2 separate regions of the Homo sapiens genome follow, and region 2 is linked to region 1. The links are chromatin loops, found by intact Hi-C in ENCODE. Cell type or tissue: PC-3. All regions are shown on one strand. Each heading gives the region's core, and the rest is flanking DNA. Links, peaks and the distances in the headings are about the cores only. Region 1 has its middle 220 kb from the start of ZRANB2-DT. Region 2 overlaps ZRANB2-DT (ZRANB2 divergent transcript).

Region 1 (9,321 bases), core at 2,434-6,433:
ACTTGGGAAAAGATACTTGCAACAAATAAAACAGAAAAAGATCATTATCCAGAATACTAAAAAGCCTTCTTACAAATCAACTCAATGAAAAAATGAGAAAAGGATATAAATAAGAAATTTACCAAGGTTTTTAATCTCAAATGGCCAATAAACCTATTAAAAGATGATTTACCTCAGTGATAATGAGAGAAATGTCAATTAAAAGCACAATGAAATACCTTTCACACCTATTGTTTGGCAAAACTTAAGAACTCTGACAATATCATGTGTTGGCAAAAAAAGTGGATAAAGGGCAACACTAATATACTGTTCATAGGAATACAAACTCATGCAACCACCTTGAAGAAAAATGTTGTGGTAACTAATAAATTTGAAGGTGTAAATACCCTAGCCCAGCAAACCATCCCTAGGTGTACACCATAAATAAACTCTTATTTGTGTAAGCAAACAGACACATATATTTTAAAAAGGTGACTTCTTAGTAGAATTGTTTATAATAGCAAATATTGGAAACTAATTTTCCATTAACATGAGCTAGATAATGTATTATATTAAATTTATATAATGCTATGCCACAGTGAAAATCAATTAGCCAAAGTTACATGAATGAATATGGATAAATCTCATAAACATAATGTGAAATTGATAAAAACTACAGAAGAATACTTGAAGAATGATGTCATTCATATATGAGTAAAGCCAGATAAAAGAATATTATATACATACTATATACTTAAGATATACATAGGTTAAAAATGTATATGTATGGAAATGAAAACACCAAATTCAAGATAGTAATTATCTTGGTGGGAAAGGAAGTGAGTTGTAGAGAGGAAAGATTCAGGAGGTTTGCAAGGGGGCGGTGACTCTATTGGTAGGTTTAATTTCTTAGGTTGAAGGAATCCCTGCAGAAGATGAAGATAGATCTCCTAGACTGAAGATTCCTAAAAGACTTCCAGACACACTGCAGAACTGGCCAACTTAACAGAGATGCTGTCTCTGCCACAATTAAGTTGCTGCTGAGTCATAAAGCTGCCTCCACAGCTGTCAGCTCCAGAGCCACACTGCCAGAAACACATGTGAAACACATTTACATGTATTTACAGCACCACAATCAGGAAGCACTGAATCAGGAAGTTGCCATTACAGCCATTGACTCCAGAACCATGAAGCTTCTGCCACATCTGTTCTAGCAAATGGATGCCCTGAACTCTACCTCTTTCCCCATATAACTCAGTTCTGAATCACAGCTTCACACAGATGCATTCAATTGATTAAGCTTCCATCATATATTTAAGCGCTGGCCAAAGGGAAGCCTACAAACTACAGGTTTGTTCGTTTTTTCTCAGCAAAATAAAAACAAGAGTCAGGAACTCTTAGGAGAAAAGATTATTCAAAAAATTGTAAGCAGACTATGACAGATGTTTATTAAAGTGAGAGGAAAATTTCAGCTTCGTACCTGTATCCTTCTACACTATTTCTATGCTTTTTTTTTTAACCAAGAGTGTATGTTTTTTGTTTGTTTGTTTGTTTTACCATGTCACAGAAATTGCTGGTTGCCTCTCAATATGTAGCTGATCTTCCTTCTCATTAACAGAAAGAGAACGTAGCTAATGAGATACAAGCAAGACTTTTATGTGCTAATTCCAAGAAGTCTCCTTAAGGGAAAGGAGAGGCCCCTCTTGGTCCCCTCATTGGTTGTACTTGTTGGAATGTAAATATAATTATTACCAATTTGACCAGCCACTTTAAATCATAGTCAATATGCTAAAGATGGTAGGCAAGCTAGAATGAACCTAGATCTCTTCTGAAAGTGAGGCTAAGCATGGAACTAACTGTGGGCATGTTTACCTAATAGAGAAATAAATGTTTATCTTGTTTAAGCCACTTTTGGGGCAAATGGGGTTGGGTTCTTTATTACTGGCAGCCTAACTTGATTCTAACTGATATAGAAAGTAGTATCATTAATTTAAAGTCTACTTAAAAATTAATCTTAACAGCTAAGTAGACAAACATTTGAAACCTGGGAATTAAGGGTCTTGCCCTTTTACAAATCCCTATAGCAAAATTCCATAGGAATTTCCCTATTATTTTGGAGGAGTTAATCACTATATAAGCTTCACTTCTTTCCAAAGAGCTATGTTGTCTTCTTTCTAGCCTATCAAGTTTCTCAATATTATTCTTACAAATTCTATTCTGAAACTGCAAATAAGGTTTGGAAGATCCTATCAAATGCCAACTGTGGTGTACTAATTATTTCTCAGTTCTTGCTTTTACTTCCCTGTTAATACATCCTTAAATTAAATTTTATTGTTATATTTTACCTTAGTTATTCTAATTATTATTAATAATAAATTAACACAAAGCCACCCTGTGGTAGACACTGGGTTAGGTGCTGCAGATATAATGATGAATAAAAGTCTTGTGCACATGATAAGCTCACAGTTTAATGGGAGAAGATGAGCACAAAAACCTTTACTAGACATTGTAACAAGTGTTAAAAACGCTGTTATTAAGGCACTAAAGAGCTAATTGGGGAATCACATCCTACTTATAGCTGATTCACCTTTAGTGCTCCGACTCTGACTTCTTGTTCTTTTTTAAAATTTCTTAAAGTGGTGCCTATTTCCCTCATATTATAACTATAGAGCCTGGTACTGATTTTTAGATATGTATCATTTTGGATGAACACTTTCCAGTGAGTGTTTTTAAAATATCAAAGTTATGAACTCTATTGATACCTTTGAAGTGGAGCAACTTTTCCCTGTAGTTTTAATAATTTGAAAATGTGTCTCAAATAATCAGGTAAAATAGTATTTTCAGATATATATTGATAAGTATCAAATATTAGTTTTTTACTCAATTGACCACACTTAAAGCATGTTCTCTAGATTAGCTGAAAATAATTACTCCTTTCTCTTAATTTATAATTGTCTTGTTGTGAAGTCACATTTTAGAATAATGCTTTCTAAGTTATTAATCTTTAGTTTATGGATGAGAATATGAGACAGAGTCAAATCTTTTTAAAAACTTTCTTTTTTATTAGAATTATCACTTTACCATTATGTAAAAGAACTTTGCATCTGAAAATTGATGGTGTGAGTTATGTATTATAGCATTTCCTAAGGTATCAGAGTCTTCAGCCTTAGAACCAATATCCATCCCAGCATTTTGGGAGATCAGCTGAGGTCAGGAGTTCAAGACCAGCCTGACCAACATGGCAAAACCTCGTCTCTACTAAAAATACAAAAATTAGCCAGGCGTGGTAGCATGTGCCTGTAATCCCAGCTACTCGGGAGGCTGAGGCAGGAGAATCGCTTGAATCTGGGAGGGAGAGGTTGCAGTGAGCCAAGATCACGCCATTACACTCCAGTCTGGGTGACAGAGCAAGACTCTGTCTCAAAAAAAAAAAAAAAAAAAAAAAAAGAAAAGAAAAAAGAACCAATACCCAGCCTAACTTATTTTTTAATGCAGTATAAGAATAACAATTGCACAACAACTAGGAAATTTGGCAGGCCATTATGAGAATTAACAAAGTATTAAGGAAGCCGAAATACTTTAGTAATATTCAGAGTGTGTAAGCACAGCATGCCTGACTACCAGCAAAGCCATATATCTCTTATTCAATAAGCCAGTAAAATGCATTATATTTTTAAAGGCCAGATGCTTGGGGGCAAAATAAATGGCTAGCATAAAAGGCCTAAGCCAGCAGATACAATCACATAATGAAAAAAGTTTAGGGAAAGAAGTGGAACGTGAATTGTGTGGCTATCAATAAAAACATAATATTGACACACTACTTCTTTGGGAGGCAGTGGGGAGATTTCAGGAGGAGTGATAGGCTGGGAAAGCCTGGATCCCAGGAGACATAAGCAGCAGCATTCTAAATGCATGAGCGTTGATGAAGTATACCCTCAGGTAACCTAGCAAATAATGAATTACAATCATCTAACAGAGGCTAAAAATAAGGAATCAACCCAATTTCACCATCTTTCCCATTGAGCCTAATGCTGGCGGCATTCTGCAAAAAGAAAAAACTGTACTACTTAGAATACCTTTCGGTTCTCAAAGAATTCTATTATAATAGGTCTCACATATTTGTGTGACTTTAAATATCATTAAAACAGTCACCATACGTGTTTAGAATTTAAAAAACATGCAGTGCTATTCAAGAAGGTTGAAAGAAAAATATAAGATACTATCAGTAATAATCTTTTTGCTAAATTCAGCAAGATTTGCAGTGGAGAATTTCTATTATTAGTCAAGATCATTTATAAAAATAATAAGCATTCATTACATACACTACTTACGTAGTTGGGTTTACTTACAACATACATTCATTCAACACAGTCATCAAGCCTTTATGTCACATACTATGCTGTGTTCTGTGGAGGAACAAATTTATGAGAGACATTAGTGAGGCCTGTGCTAAGGGAGCTAATTGCATAATACAAGAGTTACATAACTAACTAGTTTATAGTGGAGAACATAATGAATACTTATATGGTTTGGATTTGTGTTCTCGCCCAAATCTCATGTCAAATTTTAATCCCCAATGTTCGTGGAGGGGCCTGGTGGGAAGTGATTGGATCTGGGGGTGGACTTTTCCCTTGCTGTTCTCATGACAGTGAGTTCTCATGAGATCTGTTTGTTTAAAAGTGTGTAGCATCTCCTTCTTCCCCCTCTCCTTCCTGCTCCAGCCACTTGGGATGTGCCTGCTTCCCCTTCGCCTTTTCTAAGTTTCCTGAGGCCTCTCCAGTCATGCTTCCTGTACAGCCTGCAGACCGGTGAGCCAATTAAACCTCTTTTCTTTGTAAATTAGCCAGTTTCAGGTAGTTCTTTATAGCATTGAGAGAACGGACTAATACAAATACCATTATAAAGGAACAGTAAAAGCGCTATGGTGACTCAGATGGTGAGGAAAGGAAGAATAATATTTATTCATTCACACCACAAATATTTCCTCAAGGACTCTTCTTGGCATTGGAGATAAATTAGTAAACAAGTAGTGAGGGACCTAGCCCTTTCATGTTTTACCAATGTTAGCACACTTCATCTTTATGAGAATGTGGTGAAGCAAGTATTATTAAAAGAGGGTGACTATTTTACTATAAGGAGTATAAACAATGGCCTACCAATAGTGTCCAAAGCACACAGCTTAAAATAGAGGAGATTCAGTCTCTCTACTCCTGTCCTCTCTAGAACATAGCCCAAAGTGATAACATCTATTAAAGAAGCAGTCCTATTTGATTTTACTTTTTGGCTGGGGGTACAACTTAAAAGGTCCAAATAGAAGAGAGAGTTCTTTAGGACTGATATCAGATGTTATTTCACAAGACTATTTCACATAAGAACTCTTCAAGGTTACTACAAGATATGAATGGAAAAATGGTTTATGTTAGAAATAAAGACCCAAACAAAAAGCAATAAAACAACCTCTCAAATAGGTCCTGAGTGTCTGAATATTTCACCTTAGTCATCTTCAGTAAACAATGGTGACACTTTGGCACAATGGAAATGTTTTGTTCTGAATGATAACACTGGGATATTGCAATTGTCAAAACTGATTCTGTTATGTACACTATAGGAGACTTTTTTAAGACAGAAAAGATTATTAGATTTTGGGAATCTTTTCAGCAATGAGAATTAAATCAAAATTTATTTTCTGACTAGCCCAGGGAAGTAAATTAATTAAAATATCTAATTCCATGATCATTTTGGGTAAACCACTAGAATTTAATAGATTTAAAGGACTGTATATTTTGTTAATAACATTGTATTTTTCCAAATGCCTCAAATCCCTTCAGATTTAGAATTACATCTTCCTTACAACATCTATTTAGTGGCACAAAGATTAATTTGCATTTTATTGAGCACTTATGAAGTGTCTAGAATTAAAATTGCCTCTGATTCTCATAGTAACTTGATAATGTTACTCTTATTTTAAAAAAAAGAAAATTAAGGATTCACAAATAAGAATATTTGAAGCCATAATTCAAATGAATTCAAAGAAAAGTATTTTGAATACTAATAGTTCTCAACTATAGCTATCCTTCAGTCTCACCTGTGAATATTCCCCAAATAGAAATACCTGAACCCATGCTAAGAACTGTGAATAAGAGTTCCAATGATGGCATGTTTTTAGTGTTTAAAATCTCAACTGGTAATTCTAATCTAGCTTAATAGAATAAGATTTGTCAAGTGGCAAATTGTATGCAAGATGCTTCAATATCTGAATAAAATGGGAGCTACAAATAATGGGAAGAGTTGGGAACATCTGTTTCTCTGCACCTAAAAGACATAGGAGGAGAGAAGAAGTGCTCATAGTTTGCACAAAAGACCTTAAGATTGTGACCAACACAACTTTTTCTGATACAGGTCTTTTGGAGGTGAATGTGGAAAATTACTTCACTCTTCTAATTAAAAGCAAGTGGACACAAATGGAAATACCATCTCCTTAATTCCAATTTTCTGGTATCTTCCCTTTCTTAAATTAAGGGCTGAGGCCTCAATCAATGCATATGTAGTATTCATGCTGCCTCTCCCTGTGCCTATGCCCTAGCTAGATAGACCTGTCAAATTGATTGGTGCAAGCTTAGCACATATGCACCCAATAATTCTTCCTGAACCCTACTAATTAATAAGACTTGGCACTGAAGATGAGATTTATTTGCTATTCTAGATCATTTATTTATTCATTCACTCATTCATTGAGCAAAGACTTACTGAATGTCTACTATGGTTTTGGAAACAGTACTTAATACTGGAACTACAACAACGAATACGTCATGTACTCTGACATCTGAAGACAGTAAATGGCAGAAAAACTTCATGTACACATGCCTGGCATCTATTTCCAAGGTACTTTTTCAAGCGCTCATGTACTTTGTATCATAGCTCTTCAAAAGTGTTTGAAAATATTTATCTAGCTCTTACAACAAGCTCAGTGATGCTTTGTATCATTTAATTCTTACAACAAGCCTACAAGGTAAATACCATTATTATCTGTATTTTACAGAGGAAGAAACAGATATTTAGAGAGGATAAGTCAATTGCTAAAGGCCACACAGATACCAAGTGATAGAATAGGGACTCGAACCTAGGTCCGCCTGACTTCCAAATTCTTGCTTTTAACAACTAAACTTACTCCTTTGACCACTTTAAGGACAAGTTTATTAACATCTTTCTAATTCCTGGAGATATCCCCTCCAAAAATATTTTCATCTTTATAAAACAGGAATAGTATTTTTTGTCAGTAAATGAGAATCAGGAAGAAAGGAAGGGAGAGATCAAAGGAGGGAGAGAGGAAGGGAAATGGATACAAGAAAGTTGAAGTTCAGAGTTTAATATGAAGACTCTTGGGAGTACATATCCACACACACCAATCACATAAAATTTCAGCCCCACCCAATTGCAAACATCTTAAAAAAAAAACTGTCAACACATTCTCCATGACTGATTTGCAAAATCCGATTATAAGAAGGAACTTGGTATCTTCTTCAACTCACCATCTTTTCAGCACCCTCATCAACCTATCATGATGCCATCCAGTTGGATCTTCAGCCTCCTTTAAATTGGTTGGTGACTTAGTCCACTTTGCATTTCTATAACAGAATACTGCAGACTGGAAAATGTATAAAGACAATACATTTATTTTATTCCTTCTTTCTTTTTTGAGACAGGGTCTTGCTTTGTAGCCCAGGCTGGAGTGCAGTGGATCACAGCTCACCGCAGCCTCGATCTTCCAGTCTCAAGTGATCCTCCCACATCAGCCTCCTGAGTAGAGTAGTTGGGACTACAGGAGAGTGCCACCATTCCTGGCTAATTTTTTAATTTTTTGGTAGAGTCCAGGTCTCACTATGTTTCCTAGGCTGGTCTTGAACTCCTGGGCTCAAGTGATCCTCTTGCTTCAGCCCCTCAAAGTGCCAAGATTACATGCGTGAGCAACTGTGTCTGGCCTATTTCTTATAGTTTTGAAGGCTGGGAAGTCCAAAAGTATGGTGCCAGCATCTGGTGAGGGCCTCCTTGCTACCTGATAACATGGTGGAAGACATCACATAGTGAGAGGGCAAGAGCATGTGTATTAGCTCAGGTCCCTCTTTCTTTTCTTATAAAGCCACTGGTTCAATTATAGAGGTCCTAACCTTATGACCTCATTTAATCCCAATTAACCCCCAAAGGGTCTACCTCCAATCAACATATGAAATTGGGGACTAAGTTTTTAACACATGAAATTTGGGGAACACATTCAAACTATAGTGGTTGGTTTGTTGGTTTAGTTGGTAGGTTTGGCATCTAAATATAATTGTTTAAATTTAGTTTTCTCTCAGTTAAGCAAAACTAAAATAAGACTTCTTCAGTAGCCCAAGAAGATCACAATTAGGGTGATCTCTGCCATTGATATTGTGGATTTCCAATAAATAGACTGGAGAAATTAACATATTTAAGTAGACCTTAGCTTCATGTTTGCCAATATGGTTGTTTGCTTGTATTTAGCCAGATAAGCATTCTTAGCAAAGGTCCTAGAAAGGAGAGCAGTAGGAACAGTGTAAGGGAAAGTGGGAAGAAATGAAAATAAATATATTCCCTTTTAGTGCTGAGCACCCTGCAAGGCAAAGCAAGTGATAATCAAATGTAAGACAAGAACTTAAAAAGCTGTCTTTATATTTTTTTGTCAGTGGTGAGAATTAAACTTATTTTCTTTTGTCACAAGTGAAAATATGTTTATGCCAAAAAAATTCAGCATAAAAAAGATAAAAAAGAAGTTATATCTTTCCATGATTATGAGAGGAAAAATGTCTTCACTCTTAACCCTTTTGTATAAAGCAAAATTAAATTGTGTTTTTTAAAAGAATTCTGACCATAGTGCCTAGAACATTGTGTATATTCAGTAAATATTTGTAGAATAAATGAAAGAATTAAAAGAAATACCAAGAAAGCAAATTTTACTTAGTGTTGGGTTAAAATAGCATACAAATTATATCAAAGAATTTTCAAGAATTCATTTTATTGTGCCTTCAATTAATGATTTGAAAACAAAACATATGTGATCTTTGGGAAAGAAAGCACGGATCTGAACCATTACATCTTTGCAAATACTGAATTTATTTTAGTTTTTTAATGAAACTGATTTGTAAAGTGAGTGGCCGAGAGGATGAGATTTTTTTCCCTCCTGGATATAAATTAGAAAATGTCTTTACCTAATTCTATTTGCTTATCTCAGAAGGTCTTCTCCTTTGCTTACTAAATAGTCACCTTTTTTCAGAACACTATAGAGAAACTCATTGAACCTTAATCAACTATTTAAAGAGTAGCTATTAT
Region 2 (9,321 bases), core at 2,190-6,189, 110 kb after region 1:
GGTATGCAGATAACCCTCATTTTCATGATGAATAAATTTCAAATAAAGCTACCTAGAAAACACACACACACACAAACACACACACCCCACACATACACACATGTATTTCTCAGTTAATATCAGCAAAAATACACTAAATATGCTAAACCCCTCTGAGACTAGTTTGGTACACTGGCAAAAATAAACAGACTGATTCCAGAGATCATACAGCAGCTGTATGACCCTAAGATATTTGTCTCTCTGAGGGACAAAGAATCAACTGAACCCTAAATGTGCATCCTCCTCATGAGATTGTGTCCATTAAAGCTGATCATTTTAATCAACTTCAGAATCAATATCCATCAGTGAGATAGTATTGGGTGCAGTGTTCGAAGTCTGGCCACTGAAACCAAAATACATGGCCTCAATTAAGAAAAGATTTGATTTGTAGGCTACTTATGGGGAAGAAACAAAAACTCTCTGATATCCTGCCTATTTCTTGGGTCTCCAACCCAAAAGAAAATGCCTTCCCTACATAGCAAAAAGGAAAATAGGCAAATGGTAACCGATTAATAAAATAGGTTAAAATATCCAGAGTAATGAAACTAGATTAATGAACGTGCTAAAATAATTCATCTTGGAAAGGGATAAATGAAGGACTTTATAAAGAAAACCTATTCTTTATATGAGTAAGACCTATGAATTAATCTGGAAAAGTATTAAATTTCTACTCAAGTACAGCATTCCTATGCAAACTTGACTTTATTTCTAAAAAGCCATGCAAATGGAGGGTAAGAACTACTATGTCCAAACTGAGGAACGGCATCCCCACAACCATCTCCCCATCCCTATTTACAACCCCATTTACTTCTCTCACAATTCTCATCTGCATGATGAATAAATTTCAAATAAAACCACCTAAAACACACAGAAACAGAGATCAATAGAATGAAATTTGTCACTTTAAGAAATGTATTCTTTGGACCTGTAAGACAACCAAGTTAGATAGTTCATACACAAATCAAACCATAACTGTGAACTCATTTATATTTTAATAAAATGGGGAGAAACAGAGAGTGTTGAAAGTACACCAAAATATTATCTAGAATGTTTGTTAGTTAATTCAAATGAAAAGCAGCTTGGGTATTAAAGTACATTTTCTTTTTGCCACTGAGTGAATAATTTTAGTCCACAGAAAATGCACAATAATTTTTGTCACTGATCCTGACACCACTAACCGAGAAACTGAGTAATTATATTCCCTAGAATCTGTCCCTATTCCTAGTACTATGCTGGTTATCTGCAAAGGAATATCTCTCCAATGATTTGGATGAATTATATGATAGGGTTTTGTGTTCTGGTATACAGAACTGAAATATGATCTTCAATCTTACACACAGTAATTGCATATGGCAGATTAATGTCAAAGAGGCTTGAAAAAGCTAGGTTCATCATCAGAATTTTCCTCTAGTGCTGAGTTATGACCTAATGTGTTTCCCTGAAGTGTCCCAAAAAGATGAAAGAATATGGTTGGAAATACTATATAGTGCCCATAAAAGAGGTGTTCTTTCCCATCATTCAGAAAAAAGCAAGGAAAAGATTTGCTAAACCATCATTTCCAGATAGCAGTCTATTGCAAGATCATTGAAACTCACCTAGATTATTCTGAGGTAGATCATACTTTGAACGTCATTTTAACATATTGATATGATCAGATACACATACTACCAATGTCTCAAGCCACTCACTCTCTTTGGATGTAGTCATCACACATGGTGACCTAAGAATTTTATGGGTGAGAATAAAGTATTAATGAGGTCACAGTTATGGTATTGATTTCTGTATGAACTATCTAACTGAACTATCTAACTTGGTTCTCTTACAGAACCAAAGACTACATTTCTTTTTTTTTTTTTTTGAGATAGAGTTTCGCTCTTGTTGCCCAGGCTGGAGTGCAATGGCGTGATCTCAGTTCACTGAAACCTCCGCCTCCCGGGTTCAAGTGATTCTCTTGCCTCAGCCTCCTGAGTAGCTGCGATTACAAGTGCATACCACCACACCCAGATAATCTTTTGTATTTTAAGAAGAGATGGGGTTTCACCATGTTGGCCAGACTGGTCTCGAACTCCTGACCTCAGGTGATCTGCCCTCTTCAGCCTCCCAAAGTGCTGGGATTACAGGCGTGAGCCACCGCGCCCGGCCCAAAGACTACATTTCTTAAAGTAACAAATTTCATGCTATTGATCTCAAGATGAACTCGTGTGGGTGGCTCAGTGTAGGCTAGATCCGTGGTTCCTTTATTTGTCTGTGCCTCAAAATTCTTGTTATTTCCATTTTTGCTTTTCTTTTCTTTAGGCCACTCAATCTTCTAAATCCTAATCTCTGAGATGATTCTGATACAGACATTACCAGCACTTGGAAAATATTGGACTGCACTGATCTTCAAGCTGGGGGAAAATCCCCAAAAGGACAAAATGTAGTGGATCAGTCAAGACAGCTTCAGCCCTCATTTGCTTCCCCATCAAAGAGTGATGCTCTCTTTTTCCTAGTTTGGTAACAAAGCTCCTGAAAGAGTTTTCAAGCAACACATAGCTATTTTTCTAGAAATTATGAAGAACCTTCCTGACTAGGCTAAGTGTTCCTTATGTGTACCCTGAGCATACATCTGTCATTAAAATTGCTAAATATATTTTGATGTTCTATCAATGCTTCTATTTCCTGAATTCTCCTATCTTCCAAGAACCTTGAGAAAAGGACAATTTTTAATTCCTCTTAAAGTCTACTATAGAATATGCGCATGTTCTCAGCATATCTTTTTTGTTCTGAAATGAACTAGAATGCTGAGAAGACTCTTTTTTACACACTAGCTCTGACACCTCAAGCAGGTCTTTTTGTCTCTTTGGTCTTCAATTTCCATATGAAGATGCTGTACTAAATGATTTCTCTAGCTTTTTCTGGCTTCCATCACTCTGCTGCTGTGGGAATTGTAATGAATTGACTAAGCTTGGATTCTACTCTTAAGGAAATAAGGATGTTTTCACTTCTTCTTAATCAATTTTTGTTTGACACAGGCCGGATCTGCTTAGTCCAACCACAGAACTGAGCAATATCATAGGAAACTTTTGTTCTACGTGCCAAGAGTCTAAAATATTTGGGTCAACTCTAGAATCTACTGGAGGCATGAATTACACATATTATCTTCCACCTAATGTTGATCAATCATCCATTTGGCTTCACTGAGGTGCACATTACCAGAAACGGTTTTAATGTGTTGTAAAGGAGCTAAAATCTTAATATTGAGGAGGAAAGAGAGAAAAGAGAGTAACTCAAGGACCATTCTGCCAAATCTTTAATGTTGAAATTATCTCTTAATGAGATTGTAAAAAATTCTTTAGTGTCCCTTTCTGAATTTAAGCAGATGCAACCTAAAATTACTTAAATATTTATATTTCTTTCAATGGCTTTAATCCGTTTTGTCACTTAATTGTATAAAGCTATCTTCTACAAAATAGTACTCTGATATTTTGAAATAAATTGATTTTTTAAAATGGACATGGATAAAAAAGCTGCAGATGGGGTTTTATATACAGTTGTTTGCTACATAGATGGAATATTGAATCCTTCACCCATTAAATGTATCCTCACCACAGATTTGCTGCACCTGCTATTTTACATCTCAGTATATTTTATACTGAATATTTATGGTCCTTTCAAAATAATATGGAGAGACACTAAATGGTCAGAAACAGCCCAATGCTGACATCTACTGGATATACAACTGGACAAATTTACTATCAAAAGAATGCCTATATTCTACTTTACACTGTAAAGGTGTAAGAAACAAAGCAAAAGTTACTATGTAATACTTAATAAACATTTCTACTGGTTATGTATAAATTCATATTTTATATCTAAACCAAAGATGCCACTGTATTTCAAAATGGCTAATGTTGGGAGGTTAGACAGTACTGGACTCAGAATCTAAGAGGAAGGGGAAATAAGCTATTATGCTCTGGATGGGGAGGAGCTCAGGAATAATGCACCTTAGCCACTGGTAACATCCTTGAGCTGCTAATCCACCTCTGCAGTAAATGGTCCTTTTCTGCATAAATAGAAAATGTAGCTCCCACCCCCCTCCTCATCTGGTCTTGGGAAATTATGCAAGTCCTATTCTAACTGATCTTTTTTACACCACTATGGTTTCTTTGGCAGATTTTTCTTGGCTTCTTTGGCCCTATTAGGAATTACACATTTATTTTGTCAAGGTATATTCAATTACTATATAAGTTGCTATAATAGGAAAGTCAGACAGACTTGGGTTCAAATTCTGGCTCAGCCTCTTACATATATGTCTGAGTGAATTAGGGAAGTTATTGAATTAGCTAACTAACTACAAAATTTTATGGCAAGTACACTTAGGATATACCCTCAAACATTTTTAAGTACACATTACAGTATTATTAACTATAAACACAATGTTGTACAGACTTGTAAAATTTAGTCATCTTGCATAACTGAAACTTTATATAGGCACACTCTGCTTCTTGTGCTTCACCAATTCCACTTCACAGATATTGAGCTTTTAAAAATGGAAAATTTGTGCCAACCCTGTGTTGAGCAAGTCTATTGGTGCCATTCGTTTCTCCAACAGCACGTTCTCACTTCATCTCTCTGTGTCCTATTTTGGTAATTCTCACAATATTTCAAATGTTTGCATTACTATTCTATCTGTTATGGGGATTTGTGGTCAGTGATCTTTGATGTTACTATTGTAATTCAATTGGGGCATCATGATTCTCACCCATTTAAGATTGCGGACTTTATTGATAAGTGTTGTGTATGTTCTGACTGCTCCACCAACTGGCCATTCGCCCATCGTTCTCCCTCGCAATGGGCCTCTTTATTCCCTGAGACACTACAATATTGAAATTTGGCCAATTAATAACTCTACAATGATCTCTAAGTGTTCCAGTGAAAGGAAGAGCTGTACTCACTCATTTTAGATGATCAAAAGCTAGAAATGATTAAGCTTAGTGAAGAAGGCATTTTGAAAGCCAAGACAGGCTGAAAGCTAGGCCTTTTGTGCTGGTTAGCCCAGCCATTAATGCAAAGGAAAAGTTCTTGAAGGAGATTAAAAGTGCTACTCCAGTGAACACACAAATGATAAGAAAGCAAAACAGTCTTATTGCTGATATAGAGAAAATTTTAGTGGTTTGGATAGAAGATCAATCCAACCACAACATTCCCTTAAATGAAACCCTAATCCAGAACAAAACTCCAACTCTCTTCAATTCTATAAAGCCTGAGAGAGCTGAAGAAGCTGCAAAAGAAAATTTTAAAACAGGAGAAGTTGTTTCACAAGGTTAAAGAAAAGAAGCCATCTCCATAACATAAAAGTGCAAGGTGAAGCAGCAAGTGCTGATGTAGAAGTTGCAGCAAGTTATCCAGGAGATCTAGCTAAGATAATGGATGAAGGCAGCTACACCAAACAAGGGATTTTTACGGTAGAAAAAACAGCTTTCTATTGGAAGAAGATGCCATCTAGGACTTTCATAGCTACAGAGGAGAAGTCAATGCCTGGCTCCAACGCTCCAAAGAAACTGAACTCTCTTGTTAGGGGTTAATGTAGCTAGTGACTTTAAGTTAAAGCCAGTGCTCACTTATCATTCCAAAAATTCCAGGGCCCCTAAGAATTATGCTAAGTCTATTCTGCCTGTGTCCTAGAAATGGAACCACAAGACCTGGATGACAGAACATCTGCTTACAGCATAGTTTATTGAATATTTTAAGCCCACTGTTGAGATGACTGCTTGGGGAAAAAAAAGATTCCTTTCAAAACATTATTGTTCATTGACAATGCACCTAGTTACCCAAGAGCTCTGATGGAGATATAAAAGGAGATGAATGTTGTTTTTATGTCTGCTAACACAGTATCCATTTGGCAGCCCATGGATCAATGAGTAATTTTGAATTTCAAATCTTATTATTTAAAAAATACACTATAAGGAAGGCCATAGTTGCCCTAGATAGAAATTTTTCAGATGGATCTGGGCAAAGTAAATTGTAACCTTTTGGAAAGGAATTTGGAAGGAGTTGATTCCAACCCTCATAGATAACTTTAAGGGGTTCAAGACTTCACTACAGGAAGTAATTGCGGATGGGGTAGAAATAATCAAAGACACAGAATTAGAATTGGAGCCTACCGGGCACGGTGACTTATGTCTGTAATTCCAGCACTTTGGGAGACCAAGGTGAGCGGATCACCTGAAGTCAGGAGTTTCAGACCAGCCTGGCCAACATGGTGAAACCCTGTCTCTACTAAAAATACAAAAATTAGCCAGGCGTGGTGGTGCGTGCCTGTAATCCCAGCTACTTGGGAAGCTGAGGCAGGATAATCACTTGAGCTCAGGAGGTGGAGGTTGCAGTGAGCCGAGACTGTGCCACTGCACTCCAGCCTGGGCGACAGAGTGAGACTCCGTCTTAAAAAAAAAAAAAAGAAGTGGAGCCTGAAGGTATGACTGAATTGCTACAATCTCATGATAAAGCTTAAATGGATGTAGAGTTGCTTCTTTTGGATGAGTAAAGAAAGTAGTTTCTTTAAATGGAAACTACTTCTGGTGAAGATGCTGTGAACATTGTTGAAATAACAACAAAGAATTTAAAGTATTATATAAACATAGTTGATAATGCAGCAGCAAAGTTTGAGAAAATAGACTTTAATTATGAAAGAAGTTCTACTGCTGGTAAAATACTATCAAACAGCATTGCAGCAAACTTCAATTTGTAAACAACATAGTATCTGTGAAGCACAACAAGGCCAAGTATAATAAAACGAGACATGCCCCTAGCTCAGACATGTTTACTTTAAATGGTCAGATTAACATAATCTCTTCTGGTACTGGTTAAGGTTTCTCTCACCTTTCCTTCTCCAAACCAACATAGCCTCTGAATATAAATAATATCTTCAGTGCCCTAATGATAGAGGAAAGAAGAAACCCAAAATTAGAAAATTGTCTTTTGTTCTTTCTTCTAGAACCTTGGCAGCATCCATAAAAATGTTCCTGGCCCCTTATGATTATTTAAAGCCCTTGGAATCTGTTGCTAAAATTCATGACTGGTAAAACTTGGGCTATTTTTCTCAGAATGCTTGAAAACCTCCATGCCTACTCTAATGACTTGGCCCATCCTGGCTCCCACTCATATTACAGAGTATCTAAAATCTCAGCTACATTCTCCATATGGCCACTGTCCAAAGCAGCCTTCTGGCTCTCTACTCTTAGCTCCCTCTGCGTCATCTCTTCTGATTATTCAAGGACATTTTGCATCTTTTTTAATACCATATGAAGCCAAGGGAGATGCCTGGTGTCCAGCCTGCTCTCTACACCACCATTCCTGTTCTCAGCACCCATACACACACCAGTGCTAATGTGAGTGATTTCATTTAGTATCCTCCCAGAAACCCAAATGGAAAAGTAGAGCACAAGCTCTTTTTATTTCAGCTTTCTGTAAAAATTCTATCTGTTGTGTTTATGTACTCTGCTCCCACTTTTCAAGGATGACCTTGATGGGGCAGGTGTGGCACATGGAGAGAAATCACTAACATATGACCTTGTCCCTATTATATTCCATCTACTGCTCTCTTCCTCTGGAACTGAAAGACCTGTGTTTTCTTCCCATTCCTGTCACAGAGAATTCCTCTACATCATACATCCTTTCCTAGTCCTCTTCCAAAGAAAGACTGAAAGTCTATACTAGAAGAAGCCATTGTCCTGAGGAGGAAGAACACAAAAGGAAGGATTTTTTCATATGATATGCCCATGCCTAAGGAAAACTTTTTCTCTTAGAGGGAATTGAGATGGTTACTTTGATTTTAGTCATTAAATGAAACTTTTATCTACACAGTCCAGGAAAAAAAAAATGATATAACTTAAAAACAGACAGGACACAAGGATTAAGACTAAATTCCTTGAAAATTCAACCCAGCCTGTACCCCCATTCAGAAGGAAATGGCAGAAAAGTATACCTAGTTAATTATTCTAGGAAGATATCCCTGAATAAGATTCCATCTTTGTCAAAAGTTTAAATTAACCATACCCATATTCAGACTTTTCTAATACTCTGAACTGAAATTGTTAGAGGCCCTAGAGTTCAAACCCCTGTACCCTCTCAAATGGCCAGTGGACCAACACAATGATTAATTTTAGATTCTACCCCTCAGTAAGATTGGGGCTTTTAATATTTGACTATCCAGTTATAATTAGACGGAAAATTGAGTGGTCTGATATACAAGTGAAGAACAGACAAGTGAATGACATTAGGTGGGGAAGGTAGGGCTTACAGTTCTGTAAAAAGCTCCCCAGTGGATGAGCCAGAGGAGAAGTGAGAAGTCTTTTCATGACTGTCAATCTTTTTTTGTTTCCTCCTCAAGACATGGCCATACATGGGGGCAACACAGTCAATACTGAGCCAAGAGAAGACTTCCACAGTTTCTATTAAATATGTATGGCTTTTTCACCATCATAAGGTCAAAAAATCCTAAACTGAATCATTTTAATTTGGGGACCATGAATATTCATTATTGTCTCTTGACAATAGTAAGTATTGCTCAGCTTAAGTCTGGTGCAGGAGAGAGGGAGATGTAAATAAGGAAACAGAGTGGCAGAAGAGAGGAAAAAGTATTCATAGGGTCATTCAGGAAGCTTTCAACAGCAACTAGAAGAAAACAACTCAAAATAATAATAAATTATAGACTAAGACTCCAAATATTCCTCTGTTAATTCAGCAGCCTAGTGACTTCTTTAAGGACCAACCAGAGTCCTTTATATCTTTTTAGTATGCAACTCTCAATGCGTACACTTTGTCCTCAAGCCAGTTCCTCTTATGGTTACAAGAGAGCTGTCATGGTTCCAGACACTGGAACCAGGCATGGTGCTGTCCAAGGGCTCTTCCAGCAAGGAAGTAGGGGGAAATATGATTATGAGGTAGAAACCAATAGTCTCAGCTACAGGATTATACATGCTGAGGGCAAGGGGGAGAGCTGTGATTCAAATAGAGTCCTTTTGATAGCTGAAATTATTAGTAATATTGTTCTTGTGGGCTGCCTATAGTGGTAGACCATAGCAAACAGAGTACAAGTTATCTTGAAGAAATTCAAATTATCTTGAAGAAATTCTCAACTTCAGCCTGCTGAATGGTTACTGCTACTGTTACCTACTGCTATACTCAGGCTTCACTTATTTGTCAGTTTTGCCTTTATATTCCTGGTCAATGAAAATAGATACAATGAAGATTGCTGGTCACGTCTCTCAACCTGAGTCCACACACAGTAAGAAATAGCAAGGA

The links. Hi-C counts contacts between places; a loop is a spot of excess contacts. Peaks named below come from ENCODE experiments on the same cell type or tissue, not always from the same donor. Only the 100,000 strongest peaks of a DNase experiment are listed, where the experiment ranks them.
Region 2: a loop joins it to region 1, with 3 times the contacts of the local background. A loop is called at or near these places in 1 of 110 quality-filtered maps.

The regions. Positions count from the first base shown.
Region 1 is chr1:71,299,423-71,308,743 of GRCh38, reverse strand. No RefSeq gene overlaps it. Among named protein-coding and RNA genes, the nearest start is that of ZRANB2-DT, 220 kb to the right of the region's middle. In PC-3, for the core only: no CTCF peak of the experiment used is centred there; a DNase peak (open chromatin) is centred at 4,893; H3K27ac peaks cover 1,485 bases.
Region 2 is chr1:71,191,305-71,200,625 of GRCh38, reverse strand. The region is part of intron 2 of ZRANB2-DT (ZRANB2 divergent transcript); the gene reads right to left. Among named protein-coding and RNA genes, the nearest start is that of ZRANB2-DT, 110 kb to the right of the region's middle. In PC-3, for the core only: a CTCF peak has its summit at 3,745 (motif pointing left); no DNase peak of the experiment used is centred there.